Linked DNA regions of Homo sapiens: all the other regions are linked to region 1. A link is a contact called in ENCODE Hi-C or POLR2A ChIA-PET data. All regions are on one chromosome and are shown on one strand. The core of a region is the stretch at or near the end of the contact, and the rest is flanking DNA. Distances in the headings are between cores, read along the strand shown. Region 1 holds the start of DGKZ (diacylglycerol kinase zeta). Region 2 overlaps AMBRA1 (autophagy and beclin 1 regulator 1). Region 3 holds the start of AMBRA1 (autophagy and beclin 1 regulator 1).

What was found. Hi-C counts contacts between places; a loop is a spot of excess contacts on that map. ChIA-PET counts read pairs that join two places held with the same protein, here RNA polymerase II (POLR2A). Pooled maps may share reads with other maps.
Region 2: a pooled map shows a loop between it and region 1 (2.8-fold over the local background). The contact joins the enhancer-like site here to the promoter of DGKZ in region 1. A Hi-C loop is called at or near these places in 2 of 50 pooled maps. POLR2A ChIA-PET finds 5 or more read pairs at or near these places in 6 of 52 experiments (A673, H1, OCI-LY7 and 3 more).
Region 3: a map of CD8-positive, alpha-beta T cell shows a loop between it and region 1 (2.6-fold over the local background). The contact joins the promoter of AMBRA1 here to the promoter of DGKZ in region 1. A Hi-C loop is called at or near these places in 1 of 168 maps with a recorded cell type or tissue (CD8-positive, alpha-beta T cell), 1 of 37 single-sample maps with no recorded cell type and 9 of 50 pooled maps. POLR2A ChIA-PET finds 5 or more read pairs at or near these places in 4 of 52 experiments (A673, B cell, HEK293 and 1 more).

Annotation. Positions count from the first base shown.
Region 1 is chr11:46,345,669-46,349,044 of GRCh38, reverse strand. It overlaps DGKZ (diacylglycerol kinase zeta), which reads right to left and starts at 1,582. Exons shown (of 31, transcript NM_001199267.2): 1 at 1,225-1,582. The coding sequence starts at 1,385. RefSeq lists silencers at 274-433, 1,070-1,283, 1,246-1,295, 1,396-1,875 and enhancers at 1-756, 2,660-2,709, 2,780-2,849.
Region 2 is chr11:46,559,048-46,562,789 of GRCh38, reverse strand. All of the region lies in intron 1 of AMBRA1 (autophagy and beclin 1 regulator 1), which reads left to right. Among named protein-coding and RNA genes, the nearest start is that of AMBRA1, 33 kb to the left of the region's middle. Within about 2 kb of position 1,934, at least 12 of the 41 ENCODE cell types and tissues checked have a DNase peak (open chromatin) inside an H3K27ac peak, as active enhancers do; they include A673 and OCI-LY7, where a contact is called at or near this core.
Region 3 is chr11:46,592,549-46,596,405 of GRCh38, reverse strand. It overlaps AMBRA1 (autophagy and beclin 1 regulator 1), which reads left to right and starts at 2,383. Exons shown (of 18, transcript NM_001387011.1): 1 at 2,383-2,578. RefSeq lists enhancers at 2,199-2,628, 2,131-2,631.

The DNA of each region.
Region 1 (3,376 bases), core at 333-2,832:
ACGACAGGAGAAAACCGCCCATGTTATTGGTGGGTAAAGTCTACCCAGGGAAGGGGCAGAGCAAAGCTAAGGGGCGGGGTGGGGGTGAATGCCACCAAGTCTAGGCAGCTGCAGAAAAGTGAGAGGGAGGCCTTGGGCAGACTCCAAGTGGTCAGAGTTCAGTCTGAGGTGGCTCTGGGGTCCTTGGCTGATTGGCTACAAGCTCCTTGGCCACCAGGGAAGGGCAAGGCTCGGTCAGGAAGAAGCGCAGGGAGCCAGGTCAGGTACTCCTGGGGCCTCACGTCCCTTACCTTACACCACGGCTACCAGGGCAGGCAGCGGCTCACGACCAAGAGCAGCACACTTGCCATGAACTGCCTGCACTCAGTCTTTCCACACTCTCCCCCCGGTTCCCCGCTAGAGTCCTGGTCAAAGCTCTGTCACAGGCACAAGATGGTGACATTTGGAGTGCTGGGGGAGGGGGCAAGATGAAGCTTGAACAGCCAGCAGATTCCAGACTCCAGCCCACCCCATCCCTTTCCCAGCATGGGCTGGAAGAGGGTAGAGGGAGACATGCTGCCTGCCTAGCAGAGGGATGGGCTGGGGTCTCTCTGCTAATTAAGAGCAAGGTAGGGCAGATGATCAGGCACCCCCAACCCCAAGGAGAAGCTTAACATGTTAAACAATTAAACCAGTGACCAGAGCTTGGGGACAAGCCATGTGTGGTGACGGTATCAACGGGGCTACGTTCTGCAGATGCCACGCAGTGATGGTAGGCAACCTGGTCCCACGAAAGTCCAAAGGGCGGTGTGATCCCCACCTCAGTGGTGCCAGGAGGCTCAGAGAGGCCCTGTTCTATCAGTGCCAAGAAGGCGTGGGTGACCAGTCCTGGGGGCCCAACCTGCTTGTGCCGGGGGCTGGGGTGATTCCATCTTCCTGCTGGAGGGTTGGGAGCCGATCCTCCCACGGTACTACACATGAGGCGCACTAGACTGCCGGTGCCAGGGAATGACCCCCACCCGGTGACAGTGCCAAGCCGACCGATCCCGCCCGTGTCCCGGCCCTGGGGGATGACTCCCAGTGGGTGCCCACGCCAAGACGGCTCGTGCCGCCGGTGCCAGCCTCTCCCCGACTCAGTGTCAGTACCGAAGTGGCCCGGACCCCCAGTGGCCGAGGAATGTCCCCCGGTGAGGGAGCGGTAACCTGCCGGTGCCTCGGTGCCTGCCCCGCCGCCGCCCCGCTCACCTGTGCCCGAAGAGCCGCAGCCCCGGGAAGCGCCGCTTGTTGAGTCGCCGCGGCGCCTTGTCCGGCTCGGGACCGGCGTCGCGCTCGGAGCCGCTGGACGAGGCGGAAGCCGACTCGGAGTCGCTGCTCCGGGCCTCGGGGCTACCGTCCCGCGGCTCCATCCGGCCCTAGCCCCGGCCGGCGGAGGGCCCGCGGGAGACGCCCATGCCGGGCCGGCGGCCGGGGCTCAGCACGCCCGCTCCGCGCCGCCCGCCACCTCCATGGCGCGCGCTCGCTCCGCCCGCCCCGCGCCGCGCGCCCCCGCTCCCCACGCCCAGGTGCCCGGGAAGCCGCTGCCGCCGCCGCTCCAGGAAGTGCCGCCAGCCGCGGCCGCAGGACCCCGCATAGCTGGCCGGGCCGCTGCCTGCCCGCCGCCGAGCACGCCCCCTCGGCCGCACGGTGGCACCGGGCCCGCAGCGCCCTCTGCCGGACGCCCGCTGCGCTGCAGCCCGCTGGGGCGGTCCGAGGGGCGGGGCGACGAATGGGCGGGGCAGCAGAAAGCCCTGCCCCCAGCCCGGCCCGGCCCGCCTGGATGGGACTGAATCTCCCGGCCTGGCACACTCGCACTGCGCGCATCCAGACGCGCATCTTTCCTCCCCCGATCCCTCCGCTACCAAACAACTGCACGCTCACAAGTGTACACTCGCGAGGGCTGCTGTCACCACCTCCCCTCCGCTCTCGCACACCCTACTCATAGCCACTCACAATCTCCACCCATACCTCCTTGGCTCCCCCAAATCGCACCCAGGGGAACAAAAGTCACACAGTGCTCCCCATGCACGCAGAACAAACACATCCCTTACACAATTATGCCCACTCATTACTTAAACGAACACTTCCCACCCCAGCCTCTCGCACTCAGTGACCAAAGTCACTTAATGACTCGCACACACACCAACAAAGAACTCACAAGTTTCTCCTACAAAGTCATCCTTCCACAGCTATTCACAATGGTTTCCAACCTTCTCACCCAGGCCCAACACATCGCATTTTCCTGACATAGTATTCAACAGAACCTATAGATCTCATATGCTACGGGAATCACCTGCACAGCCCTTACACACTCACAAATACACAGAAGGACAACAGGTACCACACTCCCATTCACAAGCACACATGCCCACACAGAACACACACCTTTCTCCTACATACAAATACTCCCAGGACAATGGTTACCGGTTGCCACATCCCTCACACATATGTATGTGTGTGCATATGCACACACTCCCATCCAGAAATATACCTCACATGCACACACAAAGACACCCCACAATGCAGCCGAGGCCGTCCCCCTCCAGAAATGAGAGCAATTGGAACCCAAGCAGTCACCTGTAGGGGCACAGCCATCACACACACCGGGGCTGTTTCTGATGGCCCCCGCAGGGCTGACGAAGGGAGGCCAGGAGCTGGGAAGCATGGTCTTCCACCTCCCCAAACCCTACCACCCTGCTGCCCACACCAGCTGCCCACTACTTCTGTGTGCACGCCTCTCTGCCAAGCCACATCCTGTGTCACCTTCGCTTTCATCCTCCCCTCTTGGGTTCTGGCAGCCCGTTTTCCAGCCTTAGTCAGCCGCAAATAGCCAATGCTTAGGGCTGTGACCTGCGGACAAGCCTGTGATTTTGAGGAAGAACCAGCACCCCGAGGCCCAGAACCCTCTCCCAGTTTCCTGCAAGTTGGGAGAAGGTCTGATCAGGGAGGTGGGGCTCCAGCCCTCCAGCCAGCAGCTGGTGCCAGGGTGGCCAGGAGGAGGGCAGATCAATCCCCAAGTATGCCTGACAACTGGCCTCTGGGGTGCATGGGTCCTTTTGGGGAAGTTTCCCAATGGCTCTTACTCCAAGCTCTGAGAGAAGAGATCAGAGGCAACTGAAGACCCCACGGAGTCTCCACAAGGCCTTGCAGCTGGGTCAGAAATCTCCAGCATCCAGTGCCACACTCCTGGGGGGGCTCCTCTTCCCAGATCCCCCCACTGCTAGCTTGCTCAACTCCTGGCCTCTCTCGAGCTCAGTTCCTCCACACAGTCCAAACATCAGAGCTCCCTGCACCCTGCCAATAACTCCTTTGCCCTACTCTGTGCCTCTGCAGAGTGCTGGATGACAGATGGGTGACCCTA
Region 2 (3,742 bases), core at 685-3,184, 210 kb before region 1:
TTATATTTATTATACTATTAATTTATAGGAAAAATTTAAGTTTCTCTTGAATTCATATTTTCTCAGGCTCATATTCATAGAAAAATAGAAAGTGATCCTAAACTATTGATTTATCCCTTTAATCTGCTCCCCCACCCGCAAACATAACACATATAGTAGAACCCTTCTCAATAAGTGTCTCCACTATCCACTTGGGACTTAGGCCCAAAACTTAGGAATCACTCTTCATTTCTCTCTCACACCTCAAATACAATGCATCTGTAATTCCCTTAGCTGTTTCTCCAAAATATATTCTGAGTATGACTATTCATCTCTTATATTGCTATAACCCTGGCCCAAATTCCCATCATCTTGTCATTTCCTTAGCTAAAATCCTCTAATAGTAACCCATTACACTTAATAAAATCCAAATTTTATCATGGTCTGCTAGTACCAACCTGTCTTTATTCTCTTCCTTGTTAGTGGTGCTCCAGCCATGTTGGCCTTATTTCCGGCCTTCACATGCGCTAAGCTTACCTGTTAGGGACCTTAGTACTTGGTACTCCTCATCCTCCTTGAAATATTTTTTTCACCTGCCTCTTTTCTCAAGGTTTCTATTTCAAGATGCCAGTCTTAACTCAAATGTCATCTCAGAGAGGCTTTCTCTGGCCACCCCAGGTAAAAGGGTGTGTTGTTTTCTTTCACCTGCCATATTTTCTTTCTAGCCTTTTTCAGTACTTGAAAGTATTGTTAATATTTAATTATATAAAAATCACATAAGCTTTTGGGGGGCAAGAATGTTCTTCTTTACTATAGTATCCTCAGTGCCTAGAACAGTGCCAACATAATACCTGCTTAATCAATGCTTGTTGGTTATTTATCAGTGCTTTTACATCCTTCCCCATCTTTAAGTGTTCTTTATTTGGAAAGTTGGGGAAATGGAATCCAGCTTCTACTCAGATTTAAATAACTAGGTTCTTAAATCTAATGCCTTCTTTTGATTGGCTAAGAAATGTGATTGGCATGGTAGGGTGGCATGTCGGCCTTTTAGCATAAGAACTCTGTGTTTAATAATTTGACTTCTTTTCTTGAAGCCTCGAGGGAAATTTTTTCTTTCCCTATTTTAGTCAGCCAAGAACCTGACCTGGGCTGACTATAAGATTGGAAAACACTGAACACAGTATCTACTAAGCCAAGCAAGGACTGGGAGTGTAGCTCTGGTACTATCTGAAGGAAAAGCCTGAATTCAAATCCTGCTTTGGCTCCAGACTCATCTGTGAATCTAGATGAATTTCTTAACCTCTTCCAGGTTTTGTTTTTCTTATTTGTCTGATGAGTAATCACATCTGTCCTAGGACTTGTGAAGATTCCTGGGTTAATGTTCTCAAAGCTTTTTTTTTTTTCTGACAATATTCTTTCCTTTTTTTTTTGAGATGGAGTCTCACTTTGTTACCTAGGCTGGAGTGCAATGGCATGATCTCGGCTCACTGCAACTTCCACCTCCTAGGTTCAAGCGATTCTCCTGCCTCAGCCTTCCGAGTAGCTGGGATTACAGGCGCGTGACACCACGCCCAGCTAATTTTTGTATTTTTAGTAGAGACAGGGTTTCACCGTGTTGGCCAGGCTAGTCTCGAACTCCTGACCTCAGGTGATCCACCTGCCTTGGCCTCTTAAAGTGCTGGGATTACAGGTGTGAGCTACTGCGCCTGGCCCAACAATATTCTTGCTGTAGCTCCAGGGGTTTCCAGGAAGAATTGGGGGCAATGTGGTGCTCCCAGGAAGGAGTTGGATTCTTTCTCAAAGACTATGCAGAGAATAGAAAGATGTGATCCTTTATGATTTGAAATCGGCCCTACTCCAGCCTCCTGATATTGTTGGTGGATGAAAGGTATATTGTTGCCAAAGTCATTAGGTCTGTTTGAGGCAGCTGGTTTCAGTTTCCGTTTCTGGGGTTAAGCTGTTTTGCCTCTGAAATTTCTTCCATCAGAAGCTACTCTTTTTTTGTTGCTTGCTAATAGGAAATCTTTTGCCATTTCTGTACATTTAAGAGTAGCCTTCTTGGTCTTCTTGATTCTTTTGATAGCTTGAAACCAAAAAATTGAGCTTCAGTTTCTTCTTGGTTTAGTGCTTTCCTCCTTGTTCTTCCTTCCGTTTTTAGGAGTTCTTGTGTTCTCAGCACACTGTTTTCTCCAGAATAATTTGCAGATAAAACTTCCGTTTCTTTTTTCTTCATCCTTCTGAGGTAAGTGGGAGTAAGGAAAATTGTCAGTCTCAAATTTGGGTCTTATTGCTTTCTATTTCCGGTTTTGATCACACTTTGTTTTGAGCACAAGCTTTCCCGTGTTTCAGACATTAGGCAGCATCATTGTGAGTTACTTTAGAAAGCTCTAGTAAGCAAAATCTGTAGCAGGAAAGCTGGTGCTTCACTTCTCCCCCCTTATTATAGTTACAGTAATTAGAATTTACTCAGTTTTGTATCTTCAAAACATTTTGTAAAATTGTTAGCCCATTTGTGATATATCCTATACAGAGGTCGGTCTTATTTTGAGTTTATATATAAAAAACTAATGCTGCTGCCTGTGTGCAGTAGAGGTGCAGGTTCTGTCTGTTGACAGTTTATTTCTGGGATTTTGGCTTCTTATAAAGAAAGGGACTGTGTATAATTTTAATTGATTGATCTTAGTTCTGTTGAATTATTTGTTTTCAATTTGTCAGGTGGTTAATTAGAGATAATGTAATCTGTGGCTTTTTATAATCACTGTAGTTTCCTTTGCAATCTTTCTCTTAGAACTGTAGGTGCGAGACTTCTTTGTGTGAACTTCTGTTTATCACATACTCTGGTTATTGTTCTATCTTGAGTTTTACTTTGAAAAGTAATAATCTTGTCTTGAAATTTTATAACCCATTTCCCCTAAGATTCTCCAAGGATTTTATTCCTTTAAGATAGAAGGAAGGTATTATTACTTTCAGTTTACATATTGGAGGAAAACTTGAAATTCAGCGAGGATATGATTTGTCCAAGATTATATAACAAGCCAGCGATAAAAATCAGTTATTAAAGCTTCTTACCTCTTAGTCTTATCTTTATTTATTAAATCACTGATTCTTGTTATAAACTTGACTGATACTCCTATATCCCCAGATTGCAGGATCAGCTTTCTTAGGGAGTAAATTAGGATGAAGGTTTTGTATTTAGTATTCTCAAGCTCGAAAGGTGTAATATCCCATATTCTCATCTCTGCTATCAGAATATCCACTGTCTCTGTACTTTGTTCTTAATATTCTGTGTTTCAAATAGGAGGATTAAAAAAATTTTACTGCCATTTTTGAGGTTATTTTTCTTTCTTCTTCCCTACTTATAGTTGAGGTAGTGATGGATTAGTCCTTTGCTTACTCTCTTGCCTGGCCCTCTCGTGATCAATGACATGTGCGTAATGAAATGACTGGCTGAAATTAGGTTGGTAATGGTGCAAAGCCTTGTCTTTACTTTTCTTTTCTTTCTTTTTTTTTTTGAGACAGGGTCTCACTCTGTCATCCAGGCGGAGTACAGTGGCGTGATCTCGGCTCACTGCAACCTCTGCCTCCCGAGTTCAAGCAATTCTCCCACCTCAGTCTCCCGAGTAGCTGGGATTACAGGGGCGTGCCACCACGCCCATCTAATTTTTGCATTTTTAGTAGAGACGGGGTTTCACCATGTTGGCCAGGCTGGTCTCGAACTCCTGACCTCAGGTGATCCACCCGACTCAGCCTCCCAAAGTGCTGG
Region 3 (3,857 bases), core at 1,134-3,633, 250 kb before region 1:
TAATCCCAGCACTTTGGGAGGCCGAGGCGGGCGGATCACAAGGTCAGAAGATCGAGACCACGGTGAAACCCCATCCCTACTAAAAATACAAAAAATTAACTGGGCGTGGTGGCGGACGCCTGTAGTCCCAGCTACTCGGGAGGCTGAGGCGGGAGAATGGCGTGAACCCGGGAGGCGGAGCTTGCAGTGAGTCGAGATCATGCCACTGCACTCCAGCCTGGGTGACAGAGCGAGAATCCTCAAAAAAAAAAAAAGCCGGGCGTGGTGGCGGGCGCATGTAGTCCCAGCTACTCGGGAGGCTGAGGCGGGAGAATGGCGTGAACACAGGAGCCAGAGGTTGCAGTGAGCCAAGATCGCTCCACTGCACTCCAGCCTGGGCGACAGAGCGAGAGTCCGTCTCAAAAAACAAAGAAACAAAAACAATGTAGTTATCTGAGTAAAATTTGAATGAGGGCTATAGCTATGCTCCACAAGCCTCTCCAAGAAGGAGAGTTTTCTTTCTTTCTTTTTTTTTTTTTTTGTAGTCCCGAGTAGCTGGGACTACAGGCTCCTGCCACCACGCTTGGCTAATTTTTTGTATTTTTAGTAGAGACGGGGTTCACCGCATTAGCCAGGATGGTCTCAATCTCCTGACCTCATGAACCGCCCGCCTCGGCCTCCCAAAGTGCTGGGATTACAGGCGTGAGCCACCGCGCCCGGCCTGGGCAGTATTTTCAAAGACTTAGAGGAGATTTTTGTAAAGTGCCAATACATTATTTAAAAAAGGCTAATACTGTAAGGATGTGCTCTTTGAGTTTAATTAAAGTCTTCAAAGGCTGGGACTTTTTTTTTTTTTTTTTTTTTTTTTTTTTTTTTTTTTTTTTTTTTTTTAGACGGAGTCTTGCTGTGTCGCCCAGGCTGGAGTGCAGTGGCACGATCTCTGCTCACTGCAACCTCCGCCTCCTGGGTTCAAGCGATTCTCCTGCCTCAGCCTCCCGAAAAGCTGGGATAACAGGCACCCGCCACCACGACCGGCTAATTTTTGTATTTTTAGTAGAGACGGGGTTTCACCATCTTGACCAGGCTGGTCTCAAACTCCTGACCTCGTGATCCACCTGCCTCGGCCTCCCAAAGTCCTGGGCTTACAGGCGTGAGCCACTGCGCCCGGCATTTAAAAAAAAAAAAATTTAAGATAGGGTCTTGCTCCATAGATCAGGCTGGAGTGCAATGGTGTGATCATGGCTCATCGCAGCCTCCACCTCCCGGGCTCAGGATATCCTTTCATCTTAGCTTCCCGAGTAGCTGGGCCTACAGGCGGGAGCCACCAGGCCCGGCTAACTTTTTGTATTTATTTATTTTTTTTTTATAGAGACTGGAGTCTCACCATGTTGCCCAGGCTGGTCTTGAACTCCAGGGCTCAAAGCAATCCACCAGCCTCGTCTCCTAAAGTGCTGGAATTATGGACGTGAGCCGCTGCGCCCGACAAACTGGGACTATCTTGTTTCCTTTTTACACCCTTCCTCTCTGAGTAGTGGGGAAGGGTGTAAACCTCCCTAGGAGCAGGTAAGGTAGACTATGATTGCTCACAATTGGTAACCATACTTGCAGTGATCTTTGTGATTTATTGAATCACATCTAGGATGTACATATTAATCCATATTTGTGCTGAGCATATTCATTTATCAACTAAGAGACTACAGAAAAAAGCCATTGTTGTGGTGATGAAAATGTCAACACTTTATCAGGTTCTGAACCCAAAGAGACTTTTGCTTATTATGTAAGAAGCACACCTGTGGCTCTAGGCCTTTGGAAGAAAATAAAAGAGAAAAGCAATCCGTGTGCTTTTTTTCCCCCTGCCTTAAGGTCAGGCTACATAATTCTGGGTTTTCCCAGCTTCTCTTGGTCATGCTTTGTGGGGACTAAACTGGAGCTTTTACGTAGACTGTTCATTTTGTTCCTCAGCTTGAATTCTCTCTCGTTTTCTGTCTCTATGATTTTTAATTCCCCTCACTGCTCTGTTAGGAAACTAAGGGTCAAATGAGGTTAACTAATTTGCTCAATTGGGATAAAGAGTGTTGGGAGTCCATAGAACAGTTGGGGGACTATAGTTACACAACAAGTGTTATTGCGCTATGATTTGATCTTCAACACATTCACGAGAAACTCCAGTTCTCTAAAGAACTTTAACAGCCGGCGACCCACAGAAAATGGCAGAAGTGCAGGCTCTTTTTTAACCCGTGGCTTATGATCTGGGTTTGTTTATTTACGCCTCAGACAGGAGCCGGACCTTGAGTAGGAGTTGAGCTGTTTTTCGGCGCTCGGCTGTGGTTCCTTGAACGATTGCTTGGGCGTTCCTCCTTTGATGTCTGGGGCGTTCTTGTATTCGGTGATCTTTTGCGCCGTCTTCTTGCTTGATGTCTCCTGAGCGGCGGCGGCGCCGGGTCGAGGGCTGAGTTGTCCGCGAGGCCCCGCGCTCAAGCCGCCTTCTCCTGCCGGTCGGTAGAACGGACCCCTTCCTTTATTCCTGTCTCCTCTTTCTTTTTCCCTGTGGCTCAGCCCGTTCGCTGGACTGCAAACCGAGCTCCCGTCTGCCTTGCAGGTAGGCCCAGGAGGAGCCTGGGAGGCCCAGCCCGGCATCCTTCCGCCGCGGGGTTGAGAAGACCTTGGCGCCGGCGGGTGGGCAGGCTGGCCGGCCGCCGTGACACTGCCAGAGGAGGGGCTACCGGACTGCGTTGAGGGGCGCGGCCGGAGGGGCAGCCCGGAACCGAGGGAGAAGCCGAAAGGAGGGAGAGTTGCTGGGGCTTCCCGGTGTGGTTCTTTAGGGAGGAGATGTTGGGTCTAGGGCACCCCCAGTGTGTGGCGAAAATGGCTTTCCAGGAACCGATAGAGCTTTGCGCACTTTGACCCTCCTTCCTTTCTCCTTTTCCCCCCACCCCGAAGTCTCCGGGTGTCATGCCTCAATTGCACTGGGGACCCCTACTGAGTCCAGCCTTTGAAGGGACCTTTGAGTAGGTGGAGGCTTATGGAACAAGGCCCTCTGGCTCTTCTGAGCGAAGTGTTATGTTCTCGCCTTTTTCTGGGTGGGTAAACTGAGGCTGATGTCTGGGACGTGACTTCCCCACATATCCCCAACAGATCATTAAATTCACTGTAAGTCACTTTTTGTCGTTTACCAATTCCCTTCCCCCCACTTACCAGTCAAGTTATGAAAACAGTGAGTTATTGTTTGATCGTCTGTGATCCCAATTTTCCTAGGAATATAGACTGTTAGGAATATAGATCCTGTCACAAGAGGCTTCAGAAGTAAAGGAACCATGTGGTTTCTTGGCTGTTTTGCTTTTCAAAGTCTGTATCATTTTAACTAGTGTAGCAATGACAGTTTCTTTTTGTTTCTTGATAACCTTGTTGTCTACTTTGTTTCCTGATAACCTTGTTGTCTACTTTGTTTCCTGATAACCTTGTTGTCTACATTGTTTCCTGGTTGATTTATCCTCCTTCTCCCCAGCCTCTTTGGAAATCTTATAACTATGGTGTTTGTGGTTAGAGGTTAGAGTCTAGTAGAGGATGGTCAAGACTTTGAAGGCAAACGCTTGTCCTGTGAGGGTCTGCTTTCTGGGGAGTATCCAATGGAAACCCAAGGAGTCTGTCTCTCTTTTTTCTTTTTTTTTTTTAAGACAGGCTAGCTCTGTCGCCCAAACTGGAGTGCAGTGGCGCGATCTTGGCTCACTGCAACCTCTGCCTCCCGGGTTCAAGCGATTCCCCTGCCTCAGACTCCCGAGTAGCTGGAAGTACCGGCGCGCGCCACCACACTCGGCTAATTTTTGTATTTGTAGTAAAGACGGGGTTTCATCATGTTGGCCAGGCTGGTCTTGAACTCC